2 separate regions of the Homo sapiens genome follow, and region 1 is linked to region 2. A link is an interaction called in ENCODE POLR2A ChIA-PET data of the cell type or tissue named here. Cell type or tissue: PC-9. All regions are shown on one strand. Links, peaks and the distances in the headings refer to the core of each region. The heading gives the core; the rest is flanking DNA.

Region 1 (5,388 bases), core at 139-5,138, 300 kb before region 2:
ATTTGGTTGGTTACCAAATCAGAAGCAGCACCTCACATTGTTCCAAGGATAATTCATCTTGTTAGAGTCTGTCCACCAACATACTCCATCAAGATATCTCCCTCTGGTGACTGTATCTTTACAATTTTCACCAATTAATTATGTTAAGCAGGAAACCCTTTAAGAACCTCCATTCAGGTGGAGAAAGTCCATTATCTCAGTTCTATTACATTCCGTGTTTTAACTCAGAGGTAGGGAGAGGAGGAGTTTCATGGGTACCCAAGTCTACAAAGCTAAGGAAAAACTTCTATGAGATTTGCTCCTTCTTCTTAAATGAAAAGAACTAGTATATGCCTATTTCCTTTTTCATGGTTGCCTGGTTTATTTTGTACTTTAGACCTACTAACATATACTTGTGACTTTATAAATGTAACCAATGCAGCTGATCATTTTGTGGGTTATCACAGAAATGATGAGTCAGCAAGCACAATTTTAAAAGGCACTCTTTCTTAAAAAGGCTATGTAATTTTCTACTTGCAGCATTAACATCGTCATTTCATTTACAGCCGCTACTAAGTACCACTTTAGAATTAAGATTACATCAAATTAGAGGGAGCTGAACTTTAATTTATCATATTCATTTTCTTCCTTAAAATAGCTAATGGAAAATTATGTCAAGCTAATAAATTTGCCGATAAATTTGATTTCTTAGGATTTGTCATTATTGTATGGTATTTCCCTAGATTAATGCTGTTTTCTTCATACTTTGAGAACTGAGATTGCCATGTTACTAGGAACCTGGAGACAGGAGTCCACTTGCAATAGTCATATACACTTTGTTTATATAAGTGATAAATACATTTATTCTATATTTTTGATCTTACAGCATATTTTATATTTCATATGTATACAGATAAAATGTACATTTATGTTTCACTTATAGATTTTTTTGGCATTTACTTATTTATTCATTTATTTTAGAGATGGAGTCTCACTATGTTGCCCAGGCTGGTCTTCAACTCCCGGGCTCAAGAGATCTGCCCACCTCGGCCTTCCAAAGTTCTGGGATTACAGGCACGAGCCACAGCATCTGGCCAAATGTGGCATTGAAATTGGGGGTTTCACAGATGCCCTGAAGCTTCTCCCTGCCCTCGCTTTCAGAAAATTCATAGATCTCTAAATTAAAGTTTACTGGCCAAGGAGGTCAAGTATGCAAATTAAAATAATGGCTTTGCCTCTGAAAAGTATGATTTATCTGGCACCTTAATTCTACTTGATGGTTATTTATAGTGTCTAACAACATAGCATAAGATGCTACAAAGACGATCAGAATAATAACATAACTTACATTATATTTTATATGACACAGGTAAATGTGCTGTTAACCCCATAGCATAGACACCTCTGGACTTCTGAAACAGAATCCTGTGACCACCGTGGATGAAACATAGACTCTCATTAAGCTGCAGTTCCAATGCCTGAGTAGCGTGAATTGCTTCTATGATAAGGCATTATTTAGCCTTTGCCTGAAACAGCCCTAATGAGAAGGATCTCGCCACCTCATGGCATGGTCCAGTTCATTTTCAGAAGCTTTCTTTGTAATCTGTGCTTATAAAATTGTTAACAGGGGATAGCTAATAAAATGGCCTCCTAAAAACTCTACATCTCTCTCTCTTTTTCTGGCATTTCTTCCTTTCAGGCATTTTCTGTAAGTGTTCATCTAGCTAACTTTATCATTCTAGTTTGAATTTAAGCATCTGAGAGTGTTTGCAAATTGACTTTAAGATAAGTTTGTTTTAATAATTTGTCAAAAGTTAAAGAGACTTTTCATTAGAACCCAGAATGTCATTAAATTTCTGAATTCATCCAATACTCCGAGTTAGGACATCACAAATCTGATACTATTTGGACACTGTAAATGTTAGTCCTTTAATTATCATAGATACTGTCAAATAGTTCTTCTACTTTCTTGCCCCGCTTATTAGGTAAACTCTAAGAATCACAATTTTAACAATAATAAAATCGATGTACGTAAATCTAAAGAAATGTTATGACAGTTACATAAATCTTTGAAGTAGCCGCCTTATTCAAAGTCTAGGTTTTTCTTTATTAATAAGTTCAGTGACTAATTACAACAATGGAAATCAATGCTAATTGTGAGTACATATGCACCTTTCCCAGTGGTGTCTATTTCAGTATAGGATAACATGCTAACAATGTCAGTGGGAACCTATTCTGACAAAACAAATGATAGATTCCAAAATATACAACCTGGATTATTTTTCATGTTAAGTTCTATGTTGCAGGGATTTGTGTATTACAGCCCTATTTATGCTATAAGAAGTTGAGAGCTGTTGTGTGCTTTCAAAGAAATGAGGATGGAAACATCGGAAAAGTTACCTTCCCAAGGAAGTATAAAAGCAATAATAGATTGTTTTCCTTTTCTTTCGTTATTGCTTAATTGTTGCTTGTCACATATCAAGTGTTGGGTTGTAATTATCTGCTTTTTAAAGTGACCCACATTATCAGCAAGTGCTTAGGTGGCCAGATATTGGCAGGAAAAATAAAGGGCATATTAGTCACAGTCACCCATGCAGAACGTTGACATCATATATTTTAAGCTGCATGTTGCATAACCGAGATTAGTTTACTGCCAAGTCAGGTACACAGTGGACATTTAAATGTGTAATAGTGAAACACTTAAAGGTGTTCTGCAAAGAATAACTATGCTCAGCATTTTTCAAGAGTAATGTATTTTCAGACTACTTAAAAATAGCTAATGCATGCTGGGCTTAATACCTAGGGGACGGGTTCATATTAAATAGGTGCAGCAAATCACCATGGCACACGTTTACCTATGTAACAAATCTGCGCATCCTGCACATGTACCCCAGAACTTAAAAAAAATTTTTTTTAATAAGATTATCTAGGTATCTCTACTTAAAAAGATTCTGGGGAAAGGTAGGGCGCAATGGCTCACACCTGTAATCCCTGCACTTTGGGAGTCTGAGGTGGGCAGATCGCCTGAGGTCAGGAGTTCAAGACCAGCCTGGCCAACATGGCGAGACCCCGTCTCTACTAAAAAAAAAAATACAAAAATTAGCTGGGTGTGGTGGTGTGCGCCTGTAATGCCAGCTACTCAGGAGGCTGAGGCATGAGAATAACTTGAACCCGGGAGGCAGAGGTTGCAGTGAGCTGAGATCAAGCCACTGCATTCCAGCCTGGGTGACCAAGCAAGACTCCATCTTAAAAAAAGAAATTCTGGGGAAAGAAGTAAACTGCTTGCTTAACAAGAAAAAGAGGGTTAGAAATGGTAGGAAAAATATAGCATAGTGTGTGGTTAAAAACCTAGACTCTGGGGCCAGACTGCCCATATTCATGTGCCGGCGCTGCCATTTACTGGCTGTGCCACCTTGGCCAACTGACTTAACCTCTCAGTGCTTCGGTCTCCACAACTCTAATCTGGGGACAGCTCATTGGGTTGTTTTGAGGACTGACTGGGATAAATACACGTGAAATGCATAGAACAACTTCTGTGTGTTTACTATTATTAACCTAAAATGTGAAATGAAGAATACAAACTATGTAAAAGGAAGCATATCCTTAGAAAGAAAATTTTAAAATTCCACAAAATCCATTTTACAAGTTTTTACTGAGCACTCTCTATGTGCCAGGAACTCTTCCGAGCACAAGACCAGAGCAAGGAACGAGACAGATGAGGTCCCTGCTCTCACGTAGCTGAGAGAGCTAAAGAATAGATTAACAAAATAACCTCCCCAAATTTGATTGTTCTGTGAAGAAAACACAACATTAAGATGAACCAGAAAGAGGTGAAACATTCCATTTAGAAAGTCTGTTTTAGGAAATGCAATAGATTAAGAATGCCTTATGTGTTGATATGCTACAAAGAGAAAATTACTCCTAAACCCTTCTGGATTCAAAATGAGTTTACCTGATGACAATTCTTAAGTTCCTCTGCAACTGGCAATCACCAAATAGTAACTTCCACCTGATGGGGGCTATTTTTGGTAGCCTGAGATATCCTAAAGGAAAAACACAATCTACAGAAAAGGAAATTCAGGAAACACTTGTCTAATTGATGAAGCAGATCTGTGGATCCTGAATTCAACCTTTTTTTTTTTTTTTTTTTTTTTTTGAGACAGAGGCTCACTCTGTTGCTCTAGTTGGAGTGCAGTGGCATGATCTTGGTTCGCTGCAGCCTCAACTTCCCAGGCTCAAGCAATCCTCCCACCTCAGCCTCCTGAGTAGCTGGCACCACAGGTGCATGCCAACAAACGGCTAATTTTTGTATTTTTGGTAGAGACCAGCTTTTGCCATGTTGCCCAGGCTTGTCTTCAACTCCTGAGCTCAAGCATTCTGCCCACCTTGGCCTCCTGAAGTACTGGGATTACAGGCCTGAGCCAGAGTGTCCAGCCCCATTATCTCTTTATGTGGCTTTTAACAAGCTATTCAAATATTCTCTACTTAGGGATCATATATCAAATTAGAGAACAGTTTAATATTTACTATAAGAATTTCATCCATGTAAGCTGTCTAAATGAGATTAAGATTTGCTCTATAAATTGCATTGAATGGGACTCAGAAAACAGTACCATGTGACTGACATAAACCTGCGTGTCCTTTTCATTTTCTGCAATTTCAACAGCAACTACTGACAGCACATTAATCAGTTGCTTTCAACTTTCATTTGGTATTTAACACCCATGATGAAAACGTTTTATTAAAACGCTAAGTAGCTTTTTTCCAGTTATATGTTTTATCTACAAAATCATGAAACACTTTAGAAAAACCCTACCTCACTCTGGAGCTGTGTAACTTCTCCTGCAAAAACACTGTCAATTGTGGCTGGCATCCGCTTATAAAGAGAATTAGAAAGGTCAGCTTTAATGGTGCCTTTGTATTTTGCCTGGGGGAAAAAAAAACAGGAAAAAAATAAATAAATAAACTTCCATTTTTTTAAACTGTGATTATAAGTAGAAAAGAAGAAACTTTCTCCCAAAACAGAATTGATTTTAAAATCTGCAGACCATTTTAATTTTAGATACCAGAGCTGACAAACTCCAGGATTCTGAAGAGATAGAAATAAATCCAATTTATCATAGAGAACGCTTTCAATGAGACATGCAAGGACATAATGGCTTTCTATTTAAATGCAAGCACATTTCTAAAAGTAAATCTATTTGTGTATATTGACAGTTTCATGCTGGATGAGTGAGCAAACAATTCGAGTTGTTCCAGAAAATGCAAGTCGTTAGAATCTACTATCTAGAACTTGACAAAGGACAGTGTTCTTTTATTCAGGTCTTCTCAGCCTCCTCCTGCTCCAGGGGGAGAGGGGAGTGAGTGCTTTTTTGTTGTTTATGTGCCTACCCACCTCTAGCCTGCACT
Region 2 (5,388 bases), core at 165-5,164:
CCAGCACTTTAGAAAGCTGAGGCCAGAGGATCAAAGAAGGCCAGGAATTTGAGACCAGCCTGGGCAACAAAGCAAGGCCCTGTCTCTACCAAAAAAAATAATAATAACTAACTAGGTGTGGCGGTGTGTGCCTGTAGTCCCAGCTACTCAGGAGGCTACGGAAGGAGGATCGTTTGAATCCAGGAGTTCTAGGCTGCAATGAGGTATTATCGTGCCACTGCACTCCAGCCTGGACAACAGAAACAGACCTTATCTCTAAAAAGAAAAAATATATAATTTTAAGATAAATTAGTAGAAGTGCGTATATTCTTGTCTTTAAGACAAATATTCCCATTTCCAAGAAGTAAAAGTAAATAAAAAGAAGAAAGCCATGATGTCCTCAGAAGAAAGCTCTGAGACTTAGCAACTAGAAAACTGCAAGTTCTGAGGAATAGTCCAAAGATCCACACATGTGTTGTCCAACAGAAATATAATGAGAGCCGCAAATGTGAGCCACATGTGTAATTTTAAATTTTCTGGTAGCTATATTTTAAAAAGTAATAAGAAACAAGTGATGATATTTTAGCAATATATTTTATTTAACCCAATGTATCCAAAATATTATTTCAATATGTGATCAGTATTTTAAAAGTTAATGAGATCATTTACATTGGCTTTCTCATACTAATGCTTCAAAATGCAGTACCCACTTTATATTTATAGCGCCTCTCAAATTGGACTAGCCACATTGCAAGTGCTTCAGAGCCACCGATGGCCCATTGGACAGCATAATATTCATTCACCCTAAGACAGAAAGCAGGTGGCATGAACAGGGCCAGGGTCAAAGAACTGGGCAGGATTTGCATCTGCTTACTCTGAAGGGTTCCAGGCAGGAGTAATCACACTAGGGGCCCCCCAAGCAGGGACACCACCAAATTCTGCTGACATGAAAACCGCTGATACACTCACCTCCCTCTCTGTTCCCAGATCTCTGCCCAGCAGCATGAACGAGAGAGAAATAGCAGAGATGAATGAATGAGTCACCATGAGAGAGAGACAAGAAGAGGGCAGAGAGGGAGGAAGATGGGGAAGGAAGAAATAAAGTGAAGAAGGGAAGGAAAGAAAGGCGTGAGGACAAATAGACAGGGTTGGAAGAGGGGAGAGCCGCAACCACAGGACAAGAGGGCGTCTGGACACCACCAGAAAGAGCACAGATGCAGGGACCTCTCAGCAAACTTAACAGGGCAAACAGAAGAGAAAACAAGGAAAGGGCCCCATGAATTCAGGGAGGCTGCAGGGTTTTCTGAGCCCAGAAGTGAACAAAAACCAAGAGTCTGGAAAAAATCAGCAGGGCAGTCTCAAAGACAAATGCCATCCACATCATTTACAAAAGTAGAATGTTTTGTTTTATATTAACAAATTAATTCAGTTGCTTAGTCTACTTGTGGTCAACTAACTCTGCATTTAAGCTCAGTGCAAATGGCTTAAGCTCCTGGGAATGAGGCCCCACTTGCAGGCCGGACATAAGGAGGACATAGTTGCAGGGTGATATGGTTTGGCTGTGTCGCCACCCAAATCTCATCTTGAATCATAGCTCCCACAATTCCCATGTGTTGTGGGAAGGACCCAGTGAAAGGTAATTGAATCATGGGGGAGGGTCTTTCCCATGCTATTCTCGTGATAGTGAATAAGTCTCACGAGATCTGATGGTTTTATTAAGGGGAGTTTCTTTGCACAAGCTCTCTTCTCTTTTCTGCCGCCATGTGAGACCTGCCTTTCACCTTCCACCTTCCACCATGATTGTGAGGCCTCCCCTGCCACTTGGAACTGTGAAGTCCGTTAAACCTCTTTCTTTTGAAAATTTCCCAGTCTTAGGTATGTCTTCATCAGTGGTGTGAAAACTAATACACAGGCCAAGCTTTTAATGAGTGAAAAAGGGAAGCCTGGCCCAAATGAAAACTAAGCTAGTAGTCCACGTGACTATTACTTTTGTTTTCCTATTTCTCTGATCATTTTCCAGTGAAATATGGGTGCAAGCTTGTCCAAAGGTGTTTTCTTGTCTCAGATAATGCAACAAAAATGTCCTGTGGCAATCAACAACAGAAGTAACCCATGCTAACCCATTGCTGGTTGCTCAGTAAAGGGGCTGAGATTTCACTGAAAGATCTGGAAAGTGGTTTTCCCTTCAGGATAATGACTCATCAAACAAGCATGGAGCCTGCTCTTCTACCAATATTGTACAAAAGTGCACGGTACACAATGTGCTCATCAGCAGTAGACATCAGAACAACCAAGTGTCCTTCAGCATGAGTAATATTAATTAAGTGAAATGAATGAACCTGGCTTCATGGCGATGGATGGAGAAAAGAGCCTTCATTATATGAAAAGGAAACCTGATCCCCTGCTGCTGCTGCTGCTAGGGGAACTTCATCCAATAAAAATAGGTATCAAAGCTCAAATAAAACAAAACAGAGATGTCATGTTGGAACAGAGTGCCTCTTAAAAATTAAAGTGAAAAGGTAAAACATAATGTTAAATAGAATTTTATGACATAAGAAGATGTTTCTGATACTTTGTTAAGCGAAAAAGGTTATAAAAACATTTGTTCGTGATGATATCATTTTTTGTTAATTTTATATAACTGAATGTGTATAGAAAACATTGGCCTGGTGTACCCGAGACTGTTAACAGAGGTGGGATTACATACAGTTCTTTTGTATTTTCCTGTGTTTTCCAAATTTTCTACAATAAACATTATTTTAACAAGTCAACTCTTCTGTAAAGCATGAGGGCTTTGTTTTGAAGATTGCTATCTTACCTTCTCCCATCCTGGCCCCATGTCTCCCCTGATCAGCCTCCATCTGATTCAACAACCATTAAAGATGGTGGCCCTTCCCATAATGGTATGTCTCTTGCTCCATTAGAGAAAAAAGGAACCAAGAGAAAGTAATGACCAGTCCTCAGGACAAATTTTAGGGTGTGGCTTCTGTTTTGTTTTGTTCACATTTTAAAGAATGCAGCCGGCTGGTAACACCCAAGCTACAGCCCTTGTTCTGGCTCCTTACAAGAGTGAAAGGGCATGAAAAGGTCACCGTTCCCAGAGACTGCAGAGACCTGCTGGGCAAAGGTGGATGGGAAATAATCCAGGTCTTTTCCATTTCTGGAACTCCTGGGGGTCAGGGAGTAGAGGAGGATGTGGCTTCTCAAAACTCACCTCTGTATGGAGAGAGGTCACCACCAAGCTAAGCACACAGAATTTCGACTTCTCTTTCGGTTCCATTTTCTTTCCTTTTTTTTTTTTTTTTTTTTTTTTTTTTGACATAGAGTCTAGCTCTGTCGCCCAGGTTGGAGTGCAGTGGCATGATCTCAGCTCACCACAACCCTCCATCTCCCAGGTTCAAGTGATTCTCCTGCCTCAGCCTCCCGAGTAGCTGGGATTACAGGCATGCCACCACACCTGGCTAATTTTTGTATTTTTAGTAGAGACGGGGTTTCGCCATGTTGGCCAGGCTGGTCTCGAACTCCTGACCTCAGTTGATCCACCTCGCCTCAGCCTCCCAAAGTGTTGGGATTACAGGCGTGACCCACTGCGCCCTACCTCTTTCTGCCCCCTTTTCCTCAGACCCTGTGGCTCATGCATTGCCTTCATAAAATTCTAGTAGTTTATGCAATCGATTTTGCTATTTGGGAAATCCTCATGTCTGCCTTTAGTAGACTATTTTGACTGAGAACAGGGATTTCAGTTATATTCCTGCTGCTGCTTGAATTCCAGAGAAGCTCACTAAAGTCATCAGAGATGTGTGCTATTGGGGCTTCCATTCCCAATGAGAAGATTGTTTGGTTTCATTTCCATTTGTACCTCTCTAATTTCCCATCACTTCATAAAACATCAAAGCCAAAAGTGAGTTTTAAATTTTAAGACTTCAGGTGATACTAAGGCACACTTAAAACTTTAAAAAATGTGTTTTTATGCATAGAAAGCTGTTACAGATGTATTAAATGTGAAATCAGAGAGAACATACATAACCATCCCTTTTTAAAAAATTTTTATATATACAAACACACACACACACACACACACACACACACACACACACACACATTCCCCCCCACCATTAAATATATGCGTTGAAGTCCTAACCCCTAAGATAATGGTATTCGGAAGTGGGACCCTAGGGAGGGGACTAGGTCATGAGGGTGTATACGTGTGTATACAGTTGCCTTTGGTATCCACGAAGGATTTGTTCCAGGACTCCCTGCAGACACCAAAATCTGAGATGCTCCAGTCTGTGATATAAAATGGTGTAGTATTTGCATATAACCTACACACATCCTCCTGTATTCTTTAAATCAAGCTTGTCCAACCCATGGCCTACATGTCACATGCAGCCCAAGATGGCTTAGAATGTGGCCCAACACAAATTCATAAACTTTCTTAAAACATTATGAGAATTGTTTGCGACTTTTTTTTTTTTTTTAGTTCATCAGCTATCGTTAGCGTTAGTGTATTTCATGTGAGGCCCAAGACAATTCTTCTTCTTCCATTGTGGCCCAGGGAAGTCAAAGGATTGGACACCCCTGCTTTAAATCATCTCTAGGCAATATATAGGTAATAAAACGTAAAAGCCACGTAAATAGTTGTTATGCTGTATTGATTGGAGAATAATGACAAGGGAAAAAAAAGCCTGTACATGTTCAGTAGGAATGTGCTTTTTTTCTGAATATTTTTCATCTTTGGTTGGTTGAATCTACAGATTCAGAACCCACAGATACAGAGGGCCAACTCTGTATGTGTGTGTGTGTGTGTGTGTGTGTGTGTGTGTGTGTGTGTATACATATGTATATGTAATAAGTTTTTATTCTACCTTTATTTATTCCTAACACTCTTCCTCTTTTACATAGATGCAAGTACGTACCTATGTATATATACATACATACATACACACATGCACACGTCTGAAAGGATGTTTACCAAAGTGCCCTGTGAAGAGGTGCCTTCCACCATGATTATAAGTTTCCTGAGGCCTCCCCAGCTGTGCAGAACTATGAGTCAATTAAATCTCTTCCCTTTATAAATTGCCCAGTCTCAGATATTTCTTCATAACGGCATGAGAATGGACTAATACACTCTCCTAGGTAAGACAGGAAGAGAAGTTTTTTGGGGGAAGCCTGAAATTGGGTATTTCTCTTTCCCCCACGGGGATGACGTTTTGTCGAACCCGATCAGCTAGCATCTGGTAAAATAATTTCTTTTGAGGGCAAATCTTGGCTTTTTGAATTTATTATTATCATTATTATTACTATTATTATTTATTATTATTATTATTATTGTTATTACTAAGGTCAGATCTGTCACCCAGGCCGGAATGCAGTAGCATGATCACGGCTCGCTGTAGCCTCAACCTCCCA

Evidence for each region. Peaks named below come from ENCODE experiments on the same cell type or tissue, not always from the same donor. Only the 100,000 strongest peaks of a DNase experiment are listed, where the experiment ranks them.
Region 1: POLR2A ChIA-PET joins it to region 2 with 5 read pairs; 1 of 35 experiments calls an interaction of 5 or more read pairs at or near these places.

What each region holds. Positions count from the first base shown.
Region 1 is chr10:20,883,302-20,888,689 of GRCh38, forward strand. It overlaps NEBL (nebulette), which reads right to left. Exons shown (of 28, transcript NM_006393.3): 4 at 4,796-4,906. LOC102725112 (a long non-coding RNA gene) reads left to right here. Exons shown (of 6, transcript XR_007062082.1): 6 at 1,349-1,641. Among named protein-coding and RNA genes, the nearest start is that of NEBL, 11 kb to the right of the region's middle. In PC-9, for the core only: no CTCF peak of the experiment used is centred there; a DNase peak (open chromatin) is centred at 2,610.
Region 2 is chr10:21,182,220-21,187,607 of GRCh38, forward strand. It overlaps a transcript of NEBL not described here. Among named protein-coding and RNA genes, the nearest start is that of NEBL-AS1, 11 kb to the left of the region's middle. RefSeq lists a silencer at 2,801-3,095. In PC-9, for the core only: no CTCF peak of the experiment used is centred there; a DNase peak (open chromatin) is centred at 2,172.